Linked DNA regions of Homo sapiens: region 2 is linked to region 1. Evidence: read pairs that join two places in POLR2A ChIA-PET (ENCODE). Cell type or tissue: PC-9. All regions are shown on one strand. Links, peaks and the distances in the headings refer to the core of each region. The heading gives the core; the rest is flanking DNA.

The links. Peaks named below come from ENCODE experiments on the same cell type or tissue, not always from the same donor. Only the 100,000 strongest peaks of a DNase experiment are listed, where the experiment ranks them.
Region 2: POLR2A ChIA-PET joins it to region 1 with 5 read pairs; 3 of 35 experiments call an interaction of 5 or more read pairs at or near these places.

Annotation. Positions count from the first base shown.
Region 1 is chr5:58,149,320-58,157,677 of GRCh38, forward strand. No RefSeq gene overlaps it. Among named protein-coding and RNA genes, the nearest start is that of LINC02101, 31 kb to the left of the region's middle. In PC-9, for the core only: no CTCF peak of the experiment used is centred there; a DNase peak (open chromatin) is centred at 4,172; H3K4me3 peaks cover 431 bases; H3K27ac peaks cover 1,709 bases.
Region 2 is chr5:58,002,793-58,011,150 of GRCh38, forward strand. No RefSeq gene overlaps it. Among named protein-coding and RNA genes, the nearest start is that of LINC02225, 110 kb to the left of the region's middle. In PC-9, for the core only: no CTCF peak of the experiment used is centred there; no DNase peak of the experiment used is centred there.

The DNA of each region.
Region 1 (8,358 bases), core at 1,375-6,374:
GCAAGTTGAGGAATCTGTTTCAAAAAGTTTTATTCTGTGCCTGTAAGGATGCCCAGTAGGTTAGGAAAATTTTGGGAATTCCCTTCACTGGTTTTGGAAAGATGACTATGGTAACTTGGGTCAGCGAGTCATCTAGCTGAGACAGTGTAGCCAGGAGAATACCAATGCCTCCAACCATAGCATTTACATTGTTTCAACACCCAACCAGTTGCCACTAAAATAATTCCAAATAATTCCACTCAAAGGAGTGGTCGTGGTTATGTCCAAATCTCTGTGGGCCTGCTCCCTGCTCTCAGCCAGCCCTTTGGGGAAACTGAAGTGCCACTTCACAGAGCCCCGCCCTGGTATGAAATTCCAGAGCACTTACACTTGTGTTTAATGATAATAATTAAGGTTTATAAGAGCTCTTCAGTGCAGACAGATGATGTATTTTATTACTGATGCAGTAGCATATCATTTCTTAGACCAGAACATCTCCTAGTGTAAAGTATTCCAAATCTGTGCCTTGCGCAGAAGTGCACGGATGTACCCAAACATAATATTTTTCATACACTCAGGTGCTTTGTGTTCAGCAGTTTCTGGCGGACAGATTAAAAAGACCTCCTGGAATCTGTGTGAACTGCAGAGGAGGAGCTGACTCATGGGGCTGTCCCCTAGGTACTACTGCTTTAGGTGAATCGGACCAGCTAAGGCTTGGAAAAGCAGATAATGTGATGTGATATGGGGAAGAGGGAAGTAGCCCTTGACCAAAAGCAGGCCCTTGGGCCAAGATAAGTCTTGCAGAAAACCCCATACAACAAGGGGAGGCACCTGGGAATATTTCCTGGCCCTGCATATACATCCTGCTTTGTTTCTAAACACGGTTCCTGGCACAGAATAGGTGTTTGCAGGTTGGATAAAGATGCGTTTCAGCTCACTGGCATTGAATTCTCATTTAGAATGAGCCTTAGCTGGGGCCAGAATTAAGCAGGATTATAAACTTCACAAAACCTTTGGAATAGTTCTTATTAAACCCTAGACTTTGCCCCGACTACTTTGTTCTCATCCAGCTCCTCATCCAACTCTCTAGGACTTGATGCAGTTCTCTCACGTGGCAGAATCCACCACTTTGGCCTCCAGACTGCTGTCTCCCAGAGCCCTCCCTGGGTGATACTTGTTGCGTTTTCCCATGTCCCATGTCCTCTGCATCCTGCTCTAGCTAGACCACCAGGCTGACATCAGAGCTTCCCAACCCACATGCCTCTGCACAGCATTACAAACATGAAGGGTGATCTGAAATGGTCATCTCTCGGCTTTAGGGACAGGCAGGGCCCAGAATATGAAAGCCATTCTTTCCTATATCCCCATCCCATTCAGCTTCTAGCCACACACAGCTTGGTCGATTGGGCCCAGTAAGTCATATAACTAATATCATTTTCTGAGTGCTATGAGTGAAAAGATTTCAAAGACCCTGGTAATTGCTGTCAATATCATCAAGGAATGCAAATGGCTATCCACAGTGGTTTTTAATCACTGGTGTGTATCAAATTTACTGAATGATTTTTTTTTTAAATGTGATGATGACTTTTCCCTTGCACCTGAAATTCTGATTTAGCTAATGTGGGAACTGAGAAATGGATTTGAACGAACTCTCCAAGCAATGTTTATGCACACTGTATTTGTCAAGATAGACTAGGCATTTGTAGCAAATAATATTCAAATCTGGAGGTTTTATATCTTGCTCATGGTGCATGTGTTTCCAACAATATTCTGTATCTGTACTGGATGAGGGGTGGAGGGAATCACTCAAAGTATGCAGATGGCCTGGGGCTCCATCATCTTACAACACTTTCCTCCAGCAAGTGCCTGCAGACCTGGCAAAGGCAAGGGGAGAAAGAACTGGAGATTTGTAGTTGGAGTTTTAATTGACTAGAACTGGTCACATGGCCCTGCTCAGGGGCCAGGGCTGAGATGTGTGGGAGCAGATGGAGATTCAGTGCGCAATGCCTCCAGAAACACCACTGGCAGGGCATTTACTTTCCCCAGCAAGAGAATCTCGTTCTGATAGGGGATCCTGGAGACAATTCCATAACTCCAAATGCCAACTTCTTGATCAAGAGGAGTAATGGAGGGCTAAGGGGGGATACAAAATGGAGAGTGCCTTTCTGGGTCATTCAAACTGTATCACTTGGTATCTTCCACTGCTCAAGGCTGAATATGCCCACCTGCAGAAATGATATGTAAACATTAAAACATTTGTAGTGTTTTAGTTGGTAGTTATTTAAAAGAATAATTTTATATTATTAATAAAACATATTAAATTTATTTAAAAATTTATTTAAGATGTATACAATTTATTTAAAATAAAATTAAAATACAATCAGAAACTTACTATTTAACGAACCAATTGGACCATCTAGTCCAGGGGTTGGCAAAGTTTTTCTCTAAAGGTCCAGATTATAAGTATTTTGGTCATTAACAAAAAACAACCATGGATGATATATAAATAATTAAGTATGGTTGTGTCTTCATAACATTTTATTAAGGGACACTGAAATTTGAATTTTATACAGTTTTCCTATGTCATGAAATATTAATTTTTTGATTTTTTTCAACCATTTAAAATGTGAAAGTCATTCTTACCTTGCAGGGATACTAAAACAGGCACCAGGCTGACTTTGACCCTTTAGTCTGCTGAGCCCTCATCTTGTCAAATCCCCTCCTAATACAGATGAAGAAACTGAGGTTCATGGAAGTGAACTGACTTTTTCAAAACCACAGAGAAAGTAAGAAGGGTAGAGTCCTTCTAGGATTTTCCCCACTATTCCTCACTGTATTTCTTCTCCAAGCATGAATATGAGCTAAGAGAAAGAGATGTTTCCTCTATGGAACCTAGACATATTAGGAAATGAGGTGTGGGGAGTAAGAGGAGAGTCCGGGCTGAGATGGAGGTTACAGTATAGGCAGCCCGCATACCACCCTCCTCGCTTAAATCAGGAAGAATTAGATAACCTGGATAGACCAATAACAAGCAGTGAGATTGAAATGGTAATTTTAAAATTACCAAAAAAAAAAAAAAAAGTCCAGGACTAGACGGATTCACAGCAGAATTCTACCAGACATTCAAAGAAGAATTTGTACCAACCTTTTAACACTATTTCCACAAGATAGAGGAAGAGGGAATCCTCCCTAATTCATTCTATGAAGCCAGCATCATCCTAACACCAAAACCAGGAAAGGACATAAAAAAAAAAAAAGAAAACTACAGACTGATATCCCTAATGAACATAGATGCTAAAATCCTTAACAGAATACTAGCTAACTGAATCCAACAACATATCAAAAAGATAATCCACCATGATCACGTGGGTTTTATACCAGGGATGCAGGGATGGTTTAACATACGCAAGTCAATAAATGTGATACACCACATAAATAGAATTAAAAACAAAAATTACGGCCGGGTGCGGTGGCTCACGCCTATAATCCCAGCACTTTGGGAGGCCGATACAGGCGGATCACGAGGTCAGGAGATCGAGACCATCTTGGGTAACACGGTGAAACCCCGTCTCTACTAAAAATACAAAAAATTAGCCAGGCATGGCGGCAGGCACCTGTAGTCCCAGCTACTCGGGAGACTGAGGCAGGAGAATGGCGTGAACCCGGGAGGCGGAGCTTGCAGTGAGCCGAGATCGTGCCACTGCACTCCAGCCTGGGCGACAGAACAAGACTCCATCTCAAATAAATAAATAAATAAAAGTAAATAAATAAATTACCCTGATCATCTCAATAGATGAAGAAAAAGCATTCAACAAAATCCAGCATCCCCTTATGATTAAAACTCTCAGCAAAATTGGCATTCAAGGGACATACCTCGATGTAATAAAAGCCATCTATGACAAACCCAGAGTCAACATAATACTGAATGGCGAAAAGTTGAAAGCATTCCCTCTGAGAACTGGAACAAGACAAGGGTGCCCACTCTCACCACTCTTCTTCAACGTAGTACTGGAAGTCCCAGCCAGAGCAATAGAACAAGAGAAAGAAATAAAGAGCATCCAGATTGGTAAACAGGAAGTGAAACTGTCACTGTTTGCTGATGATATGAACGTTTACCTCGAAAACCCTAAAGACTCCTCCAGAAAGCTCCTAGAACTGATAAGAGAATTCAGCAAAGTTTCCGGATACAAGATTAATGTACACAAATCAGTAGCTCTTTTATATGTCAACAGTGACTAAGCGATGAATCAAATCAAGAACTCAGCCCCTTTTACGTTAGCTGCAAAAAAAAAAAAAAAAAGGAATATACTTACCCAAGGAGGCGAAAGACCTCTACAAGAAAACTACAAAACACTGCTGAAAGAAATCATAGACACAAACAAATGGAAACACATCCCATGCTCATGGATGAGTAGAATCAATATTGTGAAAATGACCATACTGCCAAAAGCAGTCTGCAAATTCAATGCAATCCCATCAAAATACCACCATCATTCTTCACAGAATTAGAAAAAAAATTCTAAAATTTATATGGAACCAAAAAAGAGCCTGCATAGCCAAAGCAAGACTAAGCAAAAAGAACAAATCTGGAGGCATCATACTACCTGACTTCAAACTATACTATAAGGCCATAGTCACCAAAACAGCATGGTACTTGTATAAAGATAGGCACATAGACCAGTGAAACAGAATAGAAAACCCAGAAATAAGCCCAAATACTTACAGCCAACTGATCTTTGACAAAGCAAACAAAAACATAAAGTGGGAAAAGGACACCCTTTTCAACAAATGGTGCTGGGATAATTGGCTAGCCACATGTAGGAGAATAAAACTGGATCCACACCTCTCACCTTATACAAAAATCAACTCAAGATGGATTAAGCACTTAAATCTAAGACCTAAAACTATAAAAATCTAGAAGATAACATTAGGATAACCCTTCTAGACATTGGCTTAGGAAAGGATTTCATGACCAAAAACCCAAAAGCAAATGCAATAAAAAACACATAAATGGCTGGGACTTAGTTAAACTAAAGAGCTTTTGCATGGCAAAAGGAACTGTCAGCAGAGTAAACAGACAACCCACAGAGTGGGAGAAAATCTTCACAATCTATACATCTGACAGAGGACTAATATTCAGAATCTACAATGAACTTAAACAAGTCAGTAAGAAAAAGGCAAATAATCCCATCAAAAAGTGGGCTAATAATATGAATAGACAATTCTCAAAAGAAGATATACAAATGGCCAACAAACATATGAAAAAATGCTCAATATCACTAATGATCAGGGAAATGCAAATCAAAACCACAATGTGGTACCACCTTACTCCTACAAGAATGGCCATAATCAAAAAATAAAAAACTAGATGTTGGCATGGATGCGGTGATCAGGGAACACTTCTATACTGCTGGTGGGAATGTAAACTAGTACAGCCACTATGGAAAATGGTGCAGAAATTCTTTGAAAAACTAAAAGTGGAACTACCATTTGATCCAGCAATCCCGCTACTGGGTATCTACCCAGAGGAAAAGAAGTCATATGAAAAGGATACTTGCACACGCATGTTTATAGCAGCACAATTTGTAATTGCAAAATTGTGGAACCAATCCAAATACCCATATGGAACCAAAAAAGATTATCCACCATCAATCAATGAGTGGATAAAGAAACTGTGAGATATATATTTATGATGGAATACTACTCAGCAATAAAAATGAATGAATTAATAGCATTTGCAGCGACCTAGATGAGATTGGAGGCTATTATTCTAAGTGAAGTAACTCAGGAATGGAAAACCAAACAATATATATTCTCACTGATACGTAGGAGCTAAGATATGAGGGTGCAAAGGCATAAAAATGATACAATGGACTTTGGGGACTTGGGGGGAAGTGTGGGAGGAGGGCGAGGGATAAAAGACTACAAATATAGTGCAGTGTATACTGCTCAGGTGATGAGTGTACCAAAATCTCACAAATCACCGCTAAAGAGCTTACTTATATAACCAAACACCACCTGCACCCCAATAACCTATGGAAAAATAGAAAAATTAAAAAAAATTTAAAGTGTCACGTGGCTATTCTATTACCTGCACTAGTGAATTAAAGGTTTTTTTTTTTTTTAATTTGGGAATTAAGAACCCTAACATACTGGAAAACTATAACTTTCAAATTTGGAAGAGATATTAGAAGTTATCAAACCTAATTTCCAGATGAGAAGAACTAGTTCCTAAATGGATTTTAATCAAGACAGAGCTACAGCTAAAACCCAACCCAATTAAGGTCAGTGGTCTTTCTGCTACATTTCCTCCCATTATCCTTGAGACTTTCCTGGCATGGTTTATAAGGTCTCAATAAAGGACATTCATTATCTTTCACTTTTGAGAAAACAGTACTTTTCTGCATAGCAAAGTCATCTACTCAGCTCGTGTAGTTCTCCACATCCTTATGGAGCTGCTTCTAACGCACTTAGAGGGCCTGATAATGCAGCAAGAGATGCTTGGTATCCATTGCCCAGCAGTAGCTAACATAATTCCTGGCAGTAGTAGGTCCTCAATAAGTGGCTGACAATAGATAAAATATGTAAATTTATGTGAGCTCCATGAACTATTTTCATGCATATTCATTAGGATAAGTTTGTCTGAACTAGCAAACTGAACTAAAGTTTCCATGGTAATCTTTTTTGCACTTTCCAGCTATAACATATTGGGGGATTTTGTTTTTAATCCTTCAACAACTCTCCAAAGTTTAATATGCTATAATCTCTTTTGGGATCCAGGCTGTTTTATTTGTCTCTTCAGATCTAGAACAGAACCTGGTACTTAATATATCCAAATTGAATGAATGAACTGTCCTTCATCTTCCCCTCTCCATCTTCCACATCCTTGCCTTTCCTTTCTTCTCCACACACTTCCAGGGGCCCTCATTTGCTCCTTGTAGAGCTTGTACATGTCACAAAGCTGAGGACTCCCACAGTGTTTGTACATATATACAGGGCCCTGCATGCCACATGATAATTCAGACAGAGGACACGGAATCTGTGTCAGTGCAGCTAGCGCTAGTGCTGCGTTCAAAATGAGTCCTTGTAATTCTGCCCATAGCAAAAAGTGATGCAGCTGATATCAGCTGTGGCTCTGAGATCCTATGTTGGCCGCCCCTCTGTTCTCCCTCCTCCTCATCAGCCTCCTCTTCATTTTATTCCTATGTCACTGCTGGTGCATGCATGCGTCATTGGCAACCTCTCGCTGTGGCTGGAACATCGCTTCATCTATGAATAGATTTTAACAGCCTCCTTCAAGCTTCCTCTCAGGGCTGAGTTGACTCAGCCACGCTGGGAGTAGGGAATGCTTTGACTGACAGCTAGCTTTACCATCCTAAGGTGCCATGGTGTGGATATAAAAAGAGAGGTGCAAGAGGACCTAAGGATGTGGCTTAAAGGAAGCCCTCCTGAAAAAATAAATCCATCATGGCAAACTAAGAGAAGTAAAAAAGGAAGACAGGCAGTAGCTGGAGAGCTATAGTAGGTTGTTATGGATGAAGTGATAGTTTGGGATATGAAATTAGTGATTTAAAAAAAAGACATCTCTCAGATTTGGCTTTGATCTGAAGATTAAAAAGAAATTGCTTCTCTTGAGAAAGGATATTTAAGGAGCCAATTTGCAAGTAGCCAAGCTGGAGGAAAGAGGATTTCCAGAAGCAAATCCAGGTCATCTGTTTAGAATTGATGGGTGCTTATTGTCTCTCACACTGAATTCACAGCTACTGCCTTTAATTAGTAACAGGAACACAGTCATAGCAGCCGCCAGCTGCAAAACCTGCCTCTGTGGGCTTTCAGAGACAAGAGGGACCATTTCTGGCTCAGGCAGACACAGCTGCTTCACGCACCCGGAATGTGTGGGAAAAACCCGGCTTGAGCCTTATGTAGGATAAAACAAGCCAAAGAGGTTTTTCCAGATAGAGGTAACCTCATGGCTGCTTATTAATAGGACAATGGATTCACCCTATAGAAATGTTTGGTGGTGTCTGCTTAATTGTTCTCAGGCAGTTATTACTGCAATTAGGGACCTGTGACATTGCAAAACCTCGTCTAGACTAGTACGTATTAAAAAGAACCTGTTTTTGATTGCTTTTTGTTGGAGAGAGCAGATAAACAGTTTGCCTTGGAGTCTCACGCATGTGTGTACTCAGTCTCTCTCTCTCTCTCTGAACTACAGCTTTTGTGGCTTTTCATGCAAGTGAAGTATTTTGAGGGGCACAACCAGCATGCAAATACATGCTTCCTTCAACTCACTCACCCTTAACTCCAACATGCAACATCTGTCTTAGCTGATATTCCTGTAAGCAATGACTATTAAGATTTCGGTTTTTTTTTTTAATC
Region 2 (8,358 bases), core at 1,135-6,134, 150 kb before region 1:
CCATTTTGAGGTGGCGAAGAGCCACCTGGGGTTTCTGCTATGGGAGCATGACCCACTCACCACTTCCTAGTCACCATTTCATTTTAGATATGGGGGCTCCATGGGCAGAGGCAGTTTTTGAGGGGCTCTTTCCCAGGATTTTGTTCACATAATTTGACATGGGATAAGCTCAGGGTCAATAGTAACCTATTGGTTTAATCCAAGTAGGTTTAATCGTAATCCAATAGTAAACTAATCCAAAAACTTAATAACAAAAAATGTGAATTGTTAATGGTTTGTCTAAAATAGAAGACATGTATTTTAAATTTAAATCCTAGCAGGCTGTTTCTAACACCAATAGCCTACTCTTACTTTCTTGTACACTACATTGACCTTCAGAGCTCTGGTCCAGAGATTCTCTCGGTGAGGGTCTTGGTAGTAACATTCCATTGCAGACTCACTAGACAAAGAAAATTGTCTAGTATGCAACACTCCTTGAAAGGAAATAATGAAAGATAAAGAGCTCAAAGGAAGGCAGCCATAATAACTGAAGTTTTTTTCTTTTTTTTCTGGAAGGGCTCTATTCTGAAGCACTACAAGAGGAAACAGACTGGAACGACAAAGCTGAATAGAGAGACCTATGGAAGACAGAGAACTACAGAAATCTATTCTTTATATATAAGTTAAGGCAAAACAAATATATCAATTTTACTAAAGCTTTTCAATACTTAGACCCTGACATGTGTAAATGTGAATAAACATATATATACATACAAATATGCACCTTTAAAATAAAATAAGAGTGTAACTTGGTGATGAGAAAAAAGAGAAGCAGTAATAGCCAAAGTGTGGACTCGGAAGGGAAGAAGAATGAGGTGGAGGCTTTCTTTCTTTTTCTGGCCTCAAGTTTCCATATGGAGAGACTTCATACTGTAGAAATATCTATCTACTACCAATTTGAGATCCTCCCCCAAATCCTTACTCACTCCTTCCTAGGGGAAGAATCATGGTTTATCTGATTCATCATCACACTTTAGAGTTATTGAACTTTACCACTGATTAACAAATTAATCTGGTGAGCAAATAATCAGAGTAAAATGATACAACATTTAATTAGATGTAAACTACAAGGCATCTGGTGTCACCTAGGAAAGAAACAGGTGTCAGTGGTGACATATTTCAACCCTATTGCACAAATTCAGCAAGAGAACACCCACAATCCACATGTTACTGTGTTTGCCACACCTACGTTATTATGGGAATCAGGAAATCTGGAGTGACTGGCACTAAGATATTAAATAGAAATCTGGAAGTTACTATCATTTATATTGTCTTCCTATGGAATTCTCATATGTGCAGGTAAGTGTCCCAAAGGGAAGAAAATTGTGCTTGGTTTGATGGCTATAATTGACATTGCATAGGGTGATCTACTCAAAAGACAATGCAAATTCAATACCAATAAGTTGAGTAATAGGGTAAAAGGACAAACCAAAAGCTTGTACATTTTTATTGTTCTTACTGGATGTATGTACTTATGTACATGTATGAATATGAAAATATTATAAGTAGAGATACTTTAAAATGTGTATCAATGTGTGCACATTCATATTTATAAGATCTATAATATACAAGTATATATTATATATACTATATATAAGTATATATTTATATATTATGTAAGTATATATTATATATTATAAGTATATATAATATATAGCTATACATAATATATACTTATTATATTATATATTTTATATATTTATATAATATCTTTGCCATAAAAAATACATTATGGAAAATTTGAAACACATACAAAAGTAGAGACAATGGTATAATGAATACCCCATGTACCGATAACCCAGGTCAACAATTATCTTCTCATTGCTAATTTATTTCTTTTGTACCCCTACCCATTTTCCCCTTTCCCCTTCCTGATTATTTCAAAACAAATCCCAGACATGATATTATATCATCTGTAAGTATTCTAGTGTTTGTTTCTAAAAGGCAAGAACCCCACTTTTAAATATAACCACAACACCATCATTACATTTCACCCCCTACCTTTCATTATGTGAAGTCAACAATAATTCCTCAATATCACTAAATAGCCAGTCAGGGTTCAAACTTCAGTTGTCATACAAACGTTGTTGCTTTTTAATAGTTCATCTGCATTGGAATTGAATTGAATTGAAATAGAAAAAGTTCCAGATCTGAGGTTGGCTAAAGGTCTCTTAAGAGCCTTTTACTCTACAAGTTCCCTTTCACCTTTTTATTTTTCTTGAAGTTTTTTGTTTGTTTATTTTTGGTTGTTGTTGAGGGAAACAGGTTGCTTGTCCTGTAGTGTTTCTCATGTCCTGGAATTTAATATTGCATACTCTTAGTCTCATCCAATGTGTTTCTCTCTTATGAACTGACACTTATCTATAGGTTTAATCAAATTAAAAGTCAATATTTTGGCATGACTTTATTATAGAAGGTATTGTTTACTTCTATCAGGAACTGAATCATATCTACTTGTCTTTCTTTTTTAATGTTAGCAGCTATTGATATTTATTTTCTGGGTCTATTCATTTAGTATGGGATATAAAATGATTACACATCTTCTTCATTTGGTAACAAAAACTTTCCCTCATCAAATTGTTTGTTTACCTTATGATACAATTTGTATGTGAATAAATACTTACTTCCCTTTATCATTTTTTAAAATAGCAAATTGGTGGTGACCAATTTTTTCCTTCTGAATAAAATCATTAATTCATAAATTTAAGTATATTTGATATACTTTAGTCTGCAAAAGTTATTATCTTTGTTGACATTAATATTGCCCCATCTTTGCATAATGAGAGCTTACTATTGTTGGTTCCAGGGTCTTTTTGACGTAAATCTAGCAGTCATTGATAGCTTTATATTTTATTACAATAAGATAGTCCAAGCTTGTCCTGTATTTCCTAACTCAGAGCTAGTATTGCCTATCTTTCAAAATATTCTTCATTCCTTTTTTATGGAAATGGTATTTACAGACCAAAATCTAGGCCCTCATCACTACTGGGTCAATCTTTTGTCTAAGATTTTTTGTGGATTCAGTTAGATAGTACATGTTAATTTAAATACTAATACATGCAAATAAAATTAAGAACTACAGGGTTTTGACTTAACCTTAACCATCTTGTATTACCTTTCTTCACATCAAAACTTCTAGTATTCAAGGAAGCTAAAATAATCACTCAATAGCTTTATTTATTTATATTATATATAACACTCATAACAGGCCTAAAACTCCCTTTAATAATATGATTGCTGAAAAACAGTTTAAGATTTGTTTACAACTGTGTGTACTTGGGGATGTACTCTCAAATTACTGTGTTTTAGTCATTTGGAATAGTTTCTATCTTGGTTCCACCAGCTGGGTACACAGATTCATTTTGATACATTTTGCCTTGATGTTTAGGGCTTACTTTTAAGTTTCAATTTTATTTTATAAATATGTAAAATATGTATGTGGTTCTAAAATCAAATCCATAAAACAACTTATATTCATAAAAGTTTTACCTCTATTTTTGTCTTTTCCATATAACTCTCTCCCTATTTAGATAACTCTGTTACATCATTACTACTTTGTAATTAAGACACACACATAGGCATATACAGGCATTAACTAGCAGCATACTATATGATCTGGTTTGGCTGTGTCCCCACCAGAATCTCATCTTGAATTTCCATGTGTTGTGGGAGGGACCTGGTGGGAGGTAATTGAATCATGGGGACAGGTATTTCCCAGGCTGTTCTCATGATAGTGAATAAGTCTTACAAGATTTGATGGTTTTAAAAGCAGGAGTTTCCCTGCGCAAGCTCTCTCTTTGCCTGCTGCCATCCATGTAGATGTGACTTGCTCTACCTTGCCTTCTGCCATGATTGTGGGGCCTCCTCAGTCATGTGGAACTGTTAAGTCCATTAAACCTCTTTTTCTTCCCAATCTCGGGTATGTACTTATCAGCAGTGTGAAAATGGACTAATACACTCTACATACTTTTTCACCTTCCTTTCTGATTTAACTACATATTCCTGAGATTATTCTATAGTAATATATAGATATATTAACCTTTTCTATGATAGGTACATAGATTTCTATTGTGTTGATATACCACAGTTTCTTCAATCTATCCTTCACTGTTATTTGAACTTTGTTTACAGACATAAAAGATATATTCTAGTCCTTAAAAAAAAGCTATATTTGGCAGGGTGTGGTGGCTCCACCTGCAATCCCAGCAGTTTGGGAGGCTGAGGCGGGTGGTTCACCTGAGGTTAGGAGTTCAAGACCAGCCTGGCCTACATGGTGAAATCCTGTAGTAAAAATACAAAAAAATTAGCTGGGCATGGTGGCGGATGCCTGTTATCCCAGCTACTTGGGAGGCTGAAGCAGGAGAATCGCTTGAACCTGGGAGGCAGAGGTTGCAGTGAGCTGCGATCCCACCACTGCATGCCAGCCTGGTCAACAGAGCAAGACTGTGTCTCAAAAAAAAAAAAAAAGAAAAAAGAAAAAATATATATTCAAGCCCCGGTACTTGTAAATGTGACCTTATTTGTAAATAGGGTTTTTGCAGATATAATCAAGTTAAGATGAGGTCATCCTCCTATGTTAGTTAGGCCCTAATTCAATATTTTGGTGATCTTATAAGAAGAGGAGAGAAGCCAACAGGGAGAAGATAGCCATGTGAGACAGAGACAGAGATTGGAGACAAGAACTGCCAAGGACTGTCAGAAACCAGAAGAGGCAAGGAAAGATTCCTTCCTACAGGTTTCAGAGGGAGTATGGCCCTATTGATAGCCTGATTTTAGATTTCCAGCATTCAGAACTGGGACACAATTTTTTGTTTGTTTGTTTTTTTAAACCACATAGTTTTTTACACCATAGTTATTACTTTTTTACAGCAATCCTGGGAAACTAATATACTTACTGATTGCCATTTTGGTAGTTTCTAGTCTTCTGCTCTTGGAAACAATGCTGTGATGAAAATCTTTGTAAATACATCATTTTATATATTTTTTCCAGAGTACTTTGCAGTGGAGTTTTGGAAATGAGATTGCTGGTCAAAGGGTAAATACATAGGTAGTTTTGGAAGACAGTCTCAAATTCCCTTCTATACGGGTTTTATTATTTTGCTTCGTGAGCAATAATTTTCAATGTGCCTATTTCCTTACACTTAAAATTTTGCCCATCTGATAGGTGAAAAATTATTTTTCAATATAGTTTTAATTTTAATTATCTCTTATTGGTAAGGCTGACTGTATTTTCATATGGTTAACAGCCATTTGATTTCTTCTGGTCGGGGTACTATCTGTTCATATATTTAGCCCATTTTTCTATGAAGGTAAGTCCCCCTTCCCATCTAGAGTTATTTTTATATTGGAATTATTAATTATTTGAGATATGTTAAATACCCCAGTTCGTTTTTTGTCTTTTTATTTGCTTATGATGTTTTTTCATTTATTTATTGCCATCCTTAAGACATTTTAAAGTCTTTATTTCTTGAATTCACCAGTGATATATAATCAGTTCATGGAGAAAAGATACTTTTATTAAGAATAAAGCTAACATAGAGGACTTTTTAGACGGTCTTCCAGATTTTTTTATAATGTAATGGTATATTATTGGTTTTATGCTTAAAGTTGATTTTGAGGAATTCTGACACAATTCTAAGTTGCATGGCTTATAGCACTCAGAAAGATAAAGGAATCTTTGCTTGAATTAACACTTTCTCATCAGCCTTTGGTGTATGGATAGAAAGTACCAGATTATCTATTAGTAAGAAACGAATCAGCACTTACACATTTGAAAAATACATTCACTGTTTAAAATTTACTCAGTTGACATTTAAATATGCCACACATATTCTTTAGCAATTCAACTTTTATCAAACACTAAACATTTATTGTCTGTTGCCTATGAACATGTGTCTTCTTCCAAGTGAATTTATCATCTAAAACTGGTCTATTTTACCCAGATCCTACAAGTAATTATCTCTACAAGCTTCAGCAAATGCGCTTTTAGTTCCTGTCTGTGTAAGATGAGGTGGCTAGAATAAAATATTCTAAAGCTCATTTCAACTCTAAAATATATTAATCTGCTTCTGTAGTAAGGATCTCACATTTCTTAGGAAACCCTTGAATAGATCTTATCTCTTTTCATTTAGACAAAATTAATTTCAGCACCTCTTGGTTGATAGATACAAAAATGGAACTTCACATAGTTCCATTCCCTTTCTGCCATGCAGAGTGAATGGCCTGAGAACACATTTATAACTGAGAGGTAGGGGAGCAGGCTGACTCACCTGCAGGGCCTTGACTTCTGTAGATACCCAGCTCCTTCAGGAAGCGCTGAGGAGTGCTCTCATCCTCCCTCCAGGAGGGAAGGAAGACAGGCAAGAGGAGGAGAGGAGGTTCACCAGATTCCTCCTAAGCTGACATTGTCCCTGATAATTTCTATGGCCCAATTTGGAGCCTCAGCTTCAGTAAATTCTGACAACTCAGGATAAAAGGACCCCACCACGTTGTGCTCCCCTATGACCTATTCTTTTCTTTCATGCAAGTTATATTTAAAAACCATGTATTTTATGTTTGTTTATGTGTTTACTGCTTGCCTTTGGGACAAGATTGTAAGCTCTCTAAGGACAGGGATCAGATATTGTTTTATTTTAAACAAATGCATATGTAATTAATTTTATATTTTAAATTTATTGTTATTGCATTTTCCATTTGAATTTATTATTTAATAATTTTAATAAATTGTAATAATGAATGTGATTGTAGCTAATTCTCATTATTTGGGGATTCCCTATTTGTGAGTTTACCTATTCACTAAGATTTATTTGTAACATCCAAATCAATACTCCCAATGCTTAGTAGTCATTGCTGGACATACCATGTGCAGAATGGGGAAAAGCAAAGTGGCCTGATGTGCACATTCCTGGTTGAGGGTCCCAGCTGAGGTTGAACAAGATGACATTCTCTTATTATTTCAGGTCTCATACTGTAAACAAGTGTACTTTCTGTGATCTATTTAATGCTACATTTTTCACATTTTTGTGTTTTATTATTGATAGTTTTCTTGCTTAAAATGGCCCTCAGGCATAGTGCTGAAGTGCTATCTAGTGTCCTCAAGCACAGGAAGCCTATGACGTGCCTTACAGAGAAAGCACTCATGTTAATAAGCTCCTTTCAGGCATGAGTTCTGTGTGGTTGGCTGTGAGTTCAATATTAATGAATAGACAATATATGTTTTGCATGGTGTCTTTAAACAGAAACATAAAACATACAACAAGCAACAAGGCTATGTATTGATTATTTGATTAAAACGTTGTGACAAGAGGCTCCCAGGAACCCAACCCTGTATTTCCTCTCCGTGACAATGATTCAGTATGTGCTAATTCAGTATTCACAGAGACTCTATAGAACATAACTACTTCAAATAATGAAAATTAACTGTGTTTAATTTTTATTTTTCTTTTAAATGAATGAATATCAATGTAATAAATATTTATACCTGTCATATAGTTGGTTACTAATAAATGTTTATCAAATGAACAATTAAATGAATGTTGATTGTGATCAGAACCGTGATCTTGATAAAAGGGTTTTTTCCCTTTAATTAGTGGTTACAGTCAATAGACACTAATGCGTGGGTTGCATTGTGCCATGTGAAAAGGACATATGTCATAGCTTAGCTCTACCATTTACTGGCTGAATTTCCTCAACCAAATCCTTTAACATTCATGCCTCCATTTTCCTTTTCCCATCCATGAAAGAATGATTATAAGAAACTTGCTTTTGAAGAGCACTATGAGGTTTTAGCCAAAATCTTTTCATAAATAATTACAAAAGCACTTTCCAGGCTAGTGATCATTATTTAAGACAAGATTGCAGGTCTGGAAGTCAGGGGCCTATAAGCCAGACTTGCCTGTAGAACTCATTGTGAGATGCCTACTGAGTTCTCTCCTTTCTTCATATCTGTCTCAGAGCTCTTCTTTTTTAAAATGAAGATGTGATATGGCTGATTTCCAGGCTCTTTTCTGGCAATAAACTTCTGAGACCCTGTGCTGTAATAGGTTTGATCTCTGAAGGGATTTTGAGAAAGTTGTGAATAGATCATGGATGAAATCTTATATCCAGGACAAGGACAATGCCATCATTATGTTCCTGGTCCTTGTAATAATCTTGATTTTTCTCAGGCTTTGGTAAGCTGATTGTCTCTATGGGAAGCCCTCTGTTAAACCTCTGTTACCACGACATTTCTCTTCCAGAAGTTAAAGTTAAATAGCGCTGAAACTTGAGGTCTTCCCTGGAAGTGTAAAGCAACATTCCTGAGAATTAAGGGGTATCTGA